Linked DNA regions of Homo sapiens: region 1 is linked to region 2. A link is a contact called in ENCODE Hi-C or POLR2A ChIA-PET data. All regions are on one chromosome and are shown on one strand. Each heading gives the region's core, a stretch centred on a gene start or an enhancer-like site at or near the end of the contact. The rest is flanking DNA. Distances are from core to core; before and after follow the strand shown.

What was found. Hi-C counts contacts between places; a loop is a spot of excess contacts on that map. ChIA-PET counts read pairs that join two places held with the same protein, here RNA polymerase II (POLR2A). Pooled maps may share reads with other maps.
Region 1: a map of left cardiac atrium shows a loop between it and region 2 (4-fold over the local background). The contact joins two enhancer-like sites. A Hi-C loop is called at or near these places in 4 of 168 maps with a recorded cell type or tissue (IMR-90, PC-9, left cardiac atrium and 1 more) and 3 of 50 pooled maps. POLR2A ChIA-PET finds 5 or more read pairs at or near these places in 1 of 52 experiments (WTC11).

Annotation. Positions count from the first base shown.
Region 1 is chr15:83,743,056-83,748,797 of GRCh38, forward strand. All of the region lies in intron 3 of ADAMTSL3 (ADAMTS like 3), which reads left to right. Among named protein-coding and RNA genes, the nearest start is that of ADAMTSL3, 92 kb to the left of the region's middle. RefSeq lists an enhancer at 1,842-2,011. Within about 2 kb of position 4,141, at least 8 of the 41 ENCODE cell types and tissues checked have a DNase peak (open chromatin) inside an H3K27ac peak, as active enhancers do.
Region 2 is chr15:83,693,484-83,699,158 of GRCh38, forward strand. All of the region lies in intron 2 of ADAMTSL3 (ADAMTS like 3), which reads left to right. Among named protein-coding and RNA genes, the nearest start is that of ADAMTSL3, 42 kb to the left of the region's middle. RefSeq lists an enhancer at 1-374. Within about 2 kb of position 1,973, at least 4 of the 41 ENCODE cell types and tissues checked have a DNase peak (open chromatin) inside an H3K27ac peak, as active enhancers do.

The DNA of each region.
Region 1 (5,742 bases), core at 2,891-5,390, 52 kb after region 2:
CTTACATTCCTGTGTTATTGTAACTGCGCTTACCTCCTAACTTTACTACACTAGCTCCCTCTTAGCAAGAGTCTGTGACCTCATCATCCCATTTTTATCCCTTCTATCATTCTGTCCATTTGCCTTGCATTTAAAAGAGCAAAATCAGGAACCTGTCTAACATTTACTTTTTCTGATTTGAATAAATGCTTTAAAAAGTGTGCTTTCCAGCACTTTGGGAGGCCGAGGCGGGTGGATCATGAGGTCAGGAGATCGAGACCATCCTGGCTAACAAGGTGAAACCCCGTCTCTACTAAAAATACAAAAAATTAGCCGGGCGCGGTGGCGGGCGCCTGTAGTCCCAGCTACTCGGGAGGCTGAGGCAGGAGAATGGCGTGAACCCGGGAAGCGGAGCTTGCAGTGAGCCGAGATTGCGCCACTGCAGTCCGCAGTCCGGCCTGGGAGACAGAGCGAGACTCCGTCTCAAAAAAAAAAAAAAAAAAAAAAAGTGTGCTTTCCCTTGCCTTTTGAGGAGTATACCATTTTGTTTTCCCTGCACAAAAGCATCAAGGTTTGTTACAAGTTTGACATTTTTGACTGTCTGATTTCTCTGTCAGCCGTGGCTGGGGAGGGGAGGCAAGTAGCCACAGGGTAGAAGAGTAACCAGAGTCTAACACTGTGCCCGAAGATATGAGAATAGACAGCAGTTGTATGAGGAGATTGGATGAAGATATTTAAAGGGCTGTATTTCAATCTAGTGTAATAATGGATGTTTATACCAATAATGGAGTCAACAAGAAAAGATTTCCTTAACTCATATATCTTTTTAATTTTTTTTTTTGATATGGCGTCTGTTGCCCAGGCGGAGTGCAGTGGTGTGATCTCGGTTCACTGCAAGCTCTGCCTCTCAGGTTCACACCATTCTCCTGCCTCAGCCTCCTGAGTAGCTGGGACTACAGGTGCGTGCCACCACTCCCGGCTAATTTTTTGTATTTTTAGTAGAGACGGGGTTTCACCGTGCTAGCCAGGCTGGTCTCGATCTCCTGACCTCGTGATCTGCCTGCCTCGGCCTCTCAAAGTGCTGGGATTATAGGCGTGAGCCACTGCGCCCGGCCATATCTTTTTTATTTTAAAAAAAGGCAAATTTTCTTCATGTGGGAAGTTCATTTATATAGCATACTTAATTCTAATAGTTCCAGAAAAAGCAGGGCTTTGCTATATAGAGGAAGATAAAACCACACACGTGACTTAATATTTGCCAAAGACACCAAAAAATATTTTTTTCTAATTTACATACTTCAGATTCCATGATTTTCTCATTCTCACTCTGTGTAAAGTAGAATTTTCTATCTCCATTAGCTAAAATGAGCAAGAATTGCCATATGGACACTCAAGTACATGTTGTCTCTGAGCATTAATTTTCTTTTAAAAAATTAATTAATTTTAATTGGCAAAAATTGTATATATTCATGATGTACAACATGATGTTTTGAAATATGCATACATTGTGGACTGGCAAAGCTAATTAACATGTATTACTTCACATACTTATCATTGTTTTTATGGTGGGAACACTTAAAATCTCTTATCAATTTTCAAGAATCCAATACATCATTATTAAGTATAGTCACCTGTGTTGTACCGTAGAGCTCTTGAATTTATTTTACCTATCTAACTTAAATTTTGTATCCTTTGGCCAAATCTCCCTACTACCCTCCCCACAAATGAGCATTAATTTTCAGTCAGTGGTTTGTCAGCAGGACTGTCGTGTTTGGGGTGTCTTACATATGCCTTCCTAGAGAAGCCATTTGTGTAATGTCAAAAGAGTGTGTTTGTTTATTATATCGATGGGGACAGGAAGCAGGGAAACTCTGGGCATAAGAGGGCGGGTCCCTGGCAAAGGCCCCACCCTCAAGCCTGGAACCCCAGCCCAAAGTGAGAACATGCATTCCTGTTTTCCTCCTCGAATGTTTGCCTTTTCCAAAACCACCCATGGCCTGCCCTGCCCCACATCCTGGACCCCTAAAAACCCCAGGCTCAGCTGGCAGAGAGCAGAGAAGAGGAGAAGCAACTGGACATCAGAGAGAAGCGGCTTGACTTCGGCTGGGCGGCTTGACAACGTTGCTTCAGAGAGGAGTCCACATGGGGAGTATCACCTTCCTGGTCCATCCCCTTTCCAGCTCCCTTTCCTGATGAGAGACACTTTCGTCGGCAATAAAATCCTCCACTCTTCAATTCATTCATGCAACCTGATTTTTCCTGGACGCTGGACAAGAGCTTGGGTGCCATTTGTGTGGATGCTAAAGGCTGTCATGCTGACCCTCTGTCCTCATTAGCGGAGAGCAACCACCTCACATGAAAAGGCAGAGAGCCCACTGAGTGGCATAACACTTAAGCTGGCAAAGCTAAAAGAGCACTGACTGTAACAGTCCTTCTGGGGCTTCAGGGGTCATAGGTACTTCCTCCTAGACACTGCTGTGGAGTCTGAATGGAGTTTTGCTCCTGCCAGCACCCAAAAGCACTTGCCCCGGCTCCTGCACCTGCTCACCTGTGTGCTTCCTTCCATGAGGGGTTGAGTGCAATAGGTTCCAGAGAGTGCAGTCCACCCCTGCCAGCACCCAAGCGACTGGCTAGTTCTAGCACCCATGCACTCCAGTTCCCAGTCGAGAAGGGGGTCAAGGAAACATTTTCTGTTTCAAGATGAAGCTATCTACATTAATTCAATGAAGTGAAAAGTACATAGAGTGACACTTGGTTTATCTGGTGCCATTGGGCAAAATGTGTTATGAATAAATGCAATCTCATAAGTGCCTGTTGTCATGGAAAGAGGCTGTCTTTGGAACCAGACAAAGCTGTGTCAGGTACATTATCAAATGACTTTCACATAATCTCTTCTTTAATTCCACAACAACCCTCTATCAGTTATTAGTGTTGTCAGCTGCAGGGAACATAATGCCATGCCAAAGGCTGTTCTAACAAATAGGCCTGGGACAGTGGCTCAGTGATGCTCTCAAAATCCAGGCTCCTTTCCCTCTGTTCTTTGTACTCAGTGGGTTGGCCGTTCCTCTTATGGTTGCAAAATGGCACTGCAGCTTCAAGCACCACATTGAATTCCAAGGAAGAAAGGAGAGAAGAGGTATAGAATTGCCTATGTCCCTTTGTCTTATTAATCAAGAATGTGATGTTTGCCCAGAAGCACCGACAGAAAATGACCAGTTTTCCCATCCTCCCTTGCAGTCTGAGTGGCCATGTGAACCAGTTCTGGTCAATGACACGTAACTGGTTCACATGGCCACTCAGAGTGCAAGGGAGGCTGGGAAAGTGTGAACACTATAGTCTTGTTGACTTATGATTCACCACCTGGGGTTCTGTTAGCAAAAAAGAAAGGAGGGTGTGGATATTGGGTGTTAACTATCAGTGTCTGTCACAAATCCTCTGTTTGCTTTACCCATGAAAATGTTCGTATTTAAATACATAACTGGATCAAAATCACCAGCTCTTGAATGACAGAGTTAATACATCAACTGCGGTCTATTGCTCATGTTCCTGTTTGCAGTTAACTGGGAACCTTTTGGGTAATGTGAATGATATTTACAATGATAGTTACATGATGAAGCTAGTCTCTTGTGAAAACAGTATACTTCGGGTTGGAAGTAGTTTCTGATTTTTTAAAAAGTGAAGTCAGCCAGGCATTGTGGCTCACACCTGTAATCCCAGTGCTTTAGGAGGCTGAAGTGAGAGGATTGCTTGAGCCCAGGAGTTGAGGCTGCAGTGAGCCATGATTGTACCACTGCACTCCAGCCTGAGTGACAAAGTGTGACCTTGCCTCTTAAAAAAAATGAAATTTTCTTACTTATTAAACTGATGGAATAAATACTTTTCAGTTTGTACTAATGTAAGGCAATAATGTAATATATGGCAATAATATAAGGCAAAGCTTTGCTATGGATTTTCTATGGGGAGTGCGAATAAAAGGATTAGAACTTAGAACTTTCATATACTTTACCTCTGTGTGGACATCGAGAAAAATGCCAAGACTAATAGAAGTGATGGGTTAGATGGGGTTTAAGAGAAGGCTGCCCAGATGATATGGTGTTAGGTGTCACTTGGAAGTTAGGTTAGATAAGGAAGTGTTGGGCTGCCCTCTTGCTGCAAGTGTCTGAAATCCTAGTTAGCTGAGAGCCAGTTCTGGCCATTTCTGAGGTTTGCTGCCTCCCTAATCCCACACTTGCATCCTGTTCCTGTTTTGCTTTCCTCTGCTGCTCGTCTTTCACTTTCTCTTTCCTCACTTGGGAAGAGTGTTGAAACAACATTTCATTATTTGGCACTGCAAGGCAGTAGTAGTGTCCCCACTTTGGTCAGTTTCTGCTCTGGCAGGAGAAATGGTTTCAGTAAGTTTTTCCATTTCCTATTTGTTAGACTTCCTCTCAGGTACCCATCCAGATCTGTCCACAAGTGTGAGAGAAGGCTTGGACGCTGTTCCTCTCACCATTTCAGAGCAGTAGTGGAAGTGACCCTGTGCCCTGGCTGAAGGACATTCTCCAAGGTCAGCTTTTAAGTGTTCCCCTGGAGGACGAGAGGATTTATCTTTCCTTTTCAGACCATGTTCACATGTCATGAAATTCAAAATTTGGCCCTAACTGTTCATCATAGGTCCTTGTTTACTTTTTGTCTACTTCGTAAGAATGGCTGTGGTGCAGTTTTGTTTTAATTAAGACAAACCGATGTCTCCCAAACATCCATTGCTCTCTGTGAGAAAGAAACAAAAGGAACAGTTTTGCTTGGCTGTTTAAGGATGGAGAAGCGGATCTTATTTCAGAACATGGGTCATCCTAGATGGACGAGGGCAGCTCAGGGTGGAGCAGCCATGAGATCTGGCAGGTCCAGACTCCCTGGCACCAGAATGGCAGCTCTCAGCAAGTGTCTGCTTGGCGTCTCCTGGAGTCTTGTTGGCATGGAAGAGAGACCTTGTACAACATTCCTCATATGTCATTCCCCTTAAAGAAAACATTTCTTCTCCTTTCTGTCTTCACCTCCAATCCCATGTTTGAGAATACAAATCAAACTTATTCTCGTTCATTCTAAAGGGAGTAGCACATCAAAAGTACACTGCTCCTTTCTTCAGTGCCTCTTACAAGGAGCCTGTGGGGATAGCAGCACTCTGCCCTTAGGGAACTATAGTCTAGCAGGGAAAGAAGAATGACATATTAGTTGAAGTGGATCGTCAGTTCAAGATTGGTTACATCTTCATTATCAAGATTGTCATCCTTCATTGATCACTCACTGTGTAGCAATGTCATGATGCTAGTTCTTAGGGATACAGAGTAGGCAGGCTGGGCATGGTGGCTCATGCCTGTAATCCCTATACTCTGGGAGGCCAAGGTGGGAGGATTCCTTGAGCTCAGGAGTTTGAGACTAGCCTGGGCAACATGGCGAAACCCTGTCTTTACAAAAAAATACACAAAAAGTAGCCAGGCATGGTGGTATGCACTTGTAGTCCCAGCCAGTTGGAGGCTGAAGTGGGAGAATCACTTTACTCTGGGTGGTCAGGGCTGCAATGAACTGAGATTGTGCCAATGCACAACAGCCTGGGTGACAGAGCAAGACCCTGTCTCAAAAAAAAAAAAAAAAAAAAAAATACCACACACACAAAGAAGCAAGGAAGGAAAGAAAAGAAAGAAGAAAGAAACACAGCATGCATTTGTGACTTCACATACCTAAGAAGGAATTATTGGTATGAGGTGGTTCATATTAATGTAAAAT
Region 2 (5,675 bases), core at 723-3,222:
GCGTCCTGCAGGTCCCAGCCAGGTTCCTAGAGAGTATAGACCCTTTGAAATCTCCAAGGAAGATGGCAAGATCCAACTTGTCAGTTTAGATAATCAGAAAAAAAAAGTGATTCTTTAAGGAACCTAGACCTACTCTGGTCTGCCCTGAACACTCTATTTAAAGCTGCAATTTATACCCCATCTCCCAGCACTTTGGATTTCCTTTTCCCATATGACATAGTATACAATTTACTTCTCTATTATGTTTATTTCTGCTTCCCCAAGTTAGAATATGAGCTCCTTGGGAAAAGTGATTCTTGTCTGTTTTGTTGACTGTTGAACTCTCAGTAGCAAAAATAGTACTTGGCACATAGTAGGTGCTTAATAAACATATGCTGAGTGATTGAATGGGTCCTGTGAACCCCAAGAATTAACCTAACACTCCATTCTTTTGAGATTCTCCCCCCGCAACCATTTGGGTAAAATAAAATATTTATTTGTACTTAATTTAAAAGACAAAGATGCCTTTTCTCTGCCAGAGAGATAATGATGAGTGTTAGTGGTGAAGAGGCTGTGGGAAAATACATGCTTCACTGGAGGATCAAAGTGCAGATTCCACTGCCTAGATGGGGCCCTGAGAGCATGTTCTTCTTCAACACGGAATTCCTGTCAGGGCGTGGAAGCGATTTTTGGGAAAGACCAAGATCCACCAGAAAACACCTCCCTTCTGCACCGCACTTTTTCTGGTAGCTCTCACAAACAGCACTTACTCTCACCAACAGTGACTCATGCCCCTCGGATAACAAATAACCAGCATTCTCTCTCTCCTGGGTGCTTTGGTGGGAACGGAACGGTGTCACCCCTCACCGAGTGGCTAGACCAGGAGGAGGGGGAGGCTGGCGGAGAGTGAGGTAGGGAGTTTACAATTTATCAAGATTTGAGACAAACACCTCGTTTTTTTCTCTAGCAATGGAGCCCTGTTCATAGAATACTATTTTCAGTTTTTTTCCTGGGGAACTTTAAAGTAGACTTATTTCCATGTGACATTTTGCTAATTGAGGCTGTTTCCAATAGGTCAGCTTACTTCAAGGTCTTGAAAAATGGACTCTTAAGTAAAATTTTTGGGGGGCGGGCTCTAGGGAAAGAGGATCTGCATTGTGTATATTGGCAGGGCAAGGCTTTCTTTCCGCTCCCCATTCGGAGGAATAGTTGAGTTTTTAAATAACCCCTTGTGAAATGCCAGCATGCTACTCAGCCAGAGCCTTTGGGCCTTCTGTGGTGCAGAGAATATTCAGACAGCAGGCATGCAGGCTCTGCGGGGAGAGGGTCAACCTGGGCTGGCTTTCCTACAAAAGATGTTAGTTACTGAAGGTCTTCCATGTATAAAGCCCAGTGCTGAGCACTAAAGAACGTTCAGATATGTAGAGAAGTCATACAACTCCATGTTTAGGTTTTCTCCTTTTGGGGAACTGAAAGGTGAAATGTGTTCTAGCAAGATCTTTTCACTGATTAATCTGGGCCCTGCTTGCCAATGCTAACTAGGGATGTGGGAGTCAGTGTGTGTGCTATGTGGTGTATATGTATTTGGAGTATTTGTGGCGTGTGCATGTATGTAGTGTGTGGGGTGTGTGTGTGGTATGTGTGCATGTGTGGTGTGTGTGTGTGGGGGTATATTTGTGGTGTAGGTATGTGTGTGTGTATGTATGTAGCATGTGATGTGCATGATATGTGCATGATACGTTTGTGGTGTGTGTGTGTGTGTGTAATGTGTGTGTGTGTGTGTGTGTGTGTGTGTGTGTGGTGGTGGGGTCTTTGAGAAGGGGAGGGAAGGAGAGAGAGGGAGAGAGAAAATTCCAGAGAAAATGCATGTTTTGTGGCAGAAGGAGGAGTGGTGCTATGAAAATTCCAGTTTGCTAAAGAGATTCTTCCTGTGATAGATTTAAACTCCGGGAAGGAGCCTGTCCATGTAAACAGCTCATTCTGAGTAAGGGAAGCACTCGCAAGGCCCTGCCCACCTCACTGACCTAGGAGGGGAGGAGAAGGGCCCGGGGCTCATATTTCTTTTGAAAATGTGACCCAGAGTGAAGCTGAAGTTCAAAACTACATGGTATTTTGGCTGAGGTGTATCCAGACTTTATTCAAATGTTAGGTCTTTTAAATGAACAATATTAGAAGAACATATAATTAATTGATGGTAAATAGAGAAAAAGAATCTTAAATCCCTGGAAATAATTTTTTTTATCTTGGAAAAAAATGTGAAAAGTCCTTTTCTTTTAAACCCTCCCTTCCAATCCTGCCAAAGTAAATGTATTTTATATTTCATCAGGAAGGTTTTGGACACTTAAGACTGAAAAGTCTCATAATGACCGCATTCTACTTGAAAAACCAAAATGATCTGGAAGGTTTATTTTTTAACTTTTGTTTCAGGTTCAAGGAACCAAATGTACATCATGGTTTTTTTTTGAAGAAAAATGTGTTGGGTGCACTGAGTTTAAGTACTGCTGGTTAACTTGACTTTCCCTCATGGGCCTTGGAAGCTACAAACTGTAAAGTCCCATGTGCCATCCAGGCCAGGGGGAATAGCCCCTGAGGCCCCAGAGGAATACAGAGAATGTATCCCTTGCAGACTGTGGCTGGCGTTGAGCCTGGGGATTCTGCCTGATTTGCCTGGAAGATACGCTTCCTGACTCATGGAATATTGACATTTAAAGGGACCTTTCACTTGTAGGAGTGATCCTAACTTCCCATTCAAATACTAAAGTCTTCCTGGCCGATCTTGGTTTGTCACCCAGGCTGGAGTGTGGTGACATGATCACCGCTCACTGCAGTGCGGCCTTGACCTCCTGGACTCAAGTGATCCTCCTGCCTCGGCTTCCCTAAGTGCTGGGATTACAGGCATGAGTCACCACGCCCTGCTTTGGTTGCTGTTAATAGAGATAGGCCTACCTATGCATTAATATTCCTGACAGTGACCTTACATGGTGTCTGGCTAAGCGCTGGTGTCATGGGAAGAGTCCAGCAATAATGGCTCAGGGCTTTGCCTTCTTGGCATTTAGCCTTTGCCCAACCTGTTAAAATCTGTTGGAATCTCAGTTCTTCCATCTAGCATCTTACCTTCTTGTGTCGTCTGTCAGTGTAGATTTGAAGCGTCTGAGAGTGTATTCCTTGAATCCTTAGTGGCCAAGATGACGACATGTCAAATGAGGAACTATAATTGGGCAAATTTGCCATCAGCCTGGATAGGTAGAGGGCTCAGGCCTCAGCCCTATTCCTGTTCAGTGTTTGTAGCAGTGACAAGGAGGCAGATTGTGAGCATGCCCCACAAATTTGGGCTGACGTGAAGCAGGGGGAGAGTGCTGCATATCCTGATAAATGGAGTCCAGATCTAAAACAGTCTTGAGATGCCAAATCTAAAGAGAAAGTGAATGGCAGGAAAGCGTGCAGTTGGGTTCTCAATCCAGAGTGCAGTGACATGGCTTAGCAATGGCATGTGGGAGAAAGGCTAGGTCCCTTCACTGACCGAGGTTCTGTAGACGTTAGCGGTGTGATATTTGGCTGTGTTTGTGCTCTGGAGAGAGATGGGTGTGAGAGCTCACACCAGGTTAGGAGAAGTGTTCAGACTGGCTTGTTTAATTGCAATGGGAATCACATTGTGTTTGTTTTAACTGGTGACTGCTTAACTTTTGAGGCACACTGGATTCTGCTCTTGAATCTAGGAATACCCTCTTCTCCCCTGCTTCTCTCTCTTCCCATTACATCAATCTGAGAAATAGGAAAAAACAAAACACTAAAGTGCTTTTTCATACTGTCCATTTTCCACTCAACACAGCACTTGTGTGGAGGTATTTCTGCACACAGCAAGCTATTCACTGGACACCACTGGGTATCCTCTATTTCAATTCAATTCTGAGACTATCTACCTAGAGATAGTATCAGACCCCACAGGTTAAGGGCTCCATCCCACAAGACTGCCCTTCACACGCCAATCTCAAGCAGTAGGTTGAGTATAGGTTATCACTTATACTTCTGACAAACAGGCTATAAATTGAGCCTCTCCTTGGCTTTGACTAATTTGCCAGAGCAGCTTGGAGAGCTAAATGAAACACTTTACTTACATCTTCTAGCTTATAAAGGGATAGAATAAAGGATAAAGATGAATGCCCAGATGAAGAGATACGTAGGGTGAGGTCTGGAAGGAGGTCCCAAGTGCAGGAGTTGGGGTGTGCCACCTCCAGGCACACAGATATGTTCACCAACTCAGAAACTCCCTGAACCCAATCCTTCTGAGTTTTCATGGAGGCTTCATTACCCAGGCATGGTTGATGACCTCATTGGCCATTAGTATCAGCTCAACTTTCAGCACCTCTCCCTTCACCAGAGGTTGGGGGTGAGGACTGAAAGTTCCAACCCTCTAATCACTTGATTGGTTCCCCTGGCAACCAGCCCCCATCCTGAGGCTATCCAGGGGTCCACCAAGAGTAACCTCATTAGAACAAAAGATGCTTCTAGCACCCAGGAAATTCCAAGGAATTTAGGGGCTGAGTCAGATGCCCCTGTCACTCAGGAAATCACAAAGCCTTAGGAGCTCTGTGTCAGGAACTGCAGTCAAAGACCAAATAGTAGAACAAAAGATTCTCCTATGGCCCCTATTGCTCACAAAATTACAAGGATTTTAGGAGCTCTATGTCAAGAACCTTAGTCAGAGGCCACATATATATTTCTATTATATCATAATATCACAATCAAGCAGAACTTTCACCCAGCTTTCATAGTTATTCTTGACCCTTTACAATGTGTAGATCAAGGTCTAGAATGCTCAACTCTTGTCCTTGACTAGCCATCCCATATACACTTCCTCCTGCTCAAGTCAAATCCTTCAGCTGGATGGGGATGTGGAGACACAGCTGTATCCCCACGTCTCATATTCATAGTCCCTGGAGGTGCTGTCTGGATTCCTCCTGACCTTGTCCCTGGTGACTCAGCAGCTGTGGACAGTGGCTGGTGGAGATGATGCATTTTGGCAGCTTCTCTCCTAGGCCTGGCTCAGTGCCCTGGGAAGATCGCACACTTCCTGATCCAGGCTTGTTCCTCCTGCTTTCCCTCCAACTTTTGCTACTTAAGGGCCCTGACCCCTTTGGTCACCCCATCCTGTGAGGGCCACATGCCACTGAGTCTTCCTGACATTTAGGAAGTCAACTTCCATCTGGCTGGAAATGTCCAACGCATGTTTGGTATGATGCTTGCTTTCTGAAGCCGTGTGTGAACTCAGCCATTTCTCCTAAGGGAAGGCCCAATTTTTCTAAGAAAAACTGCACCATAACTACCCTTGTCAAAGTCAACGTTGACTTCCCTGTTGCTAGATCCAAGGGATACTTCTCTGGCCTCATCTTCCTCAGTTTCTTAGCAGCATTCAAGACACTTGACTATTCTGTTTGACGCTAAATCTTCCCATGACCTAATATAGGGTGTTTTCCTTTTTATTCTACTCTAATTGATGTTCATTTTTAGTCTCTTCTGCTTGCTCCTCCTCTTCTACTTAATTTCAAATATTAGAATTGAGGGTGTCAGGCAAAGCCCTCTTGCCTGCCAAACTCTTTCTCTAGGGAGTGGCTTTTCTGGTATAATGGTTGTAAATATATGTAAATATACATACATACATACATACATTATGAAAATGTTAAGTGATGACTTCCAAA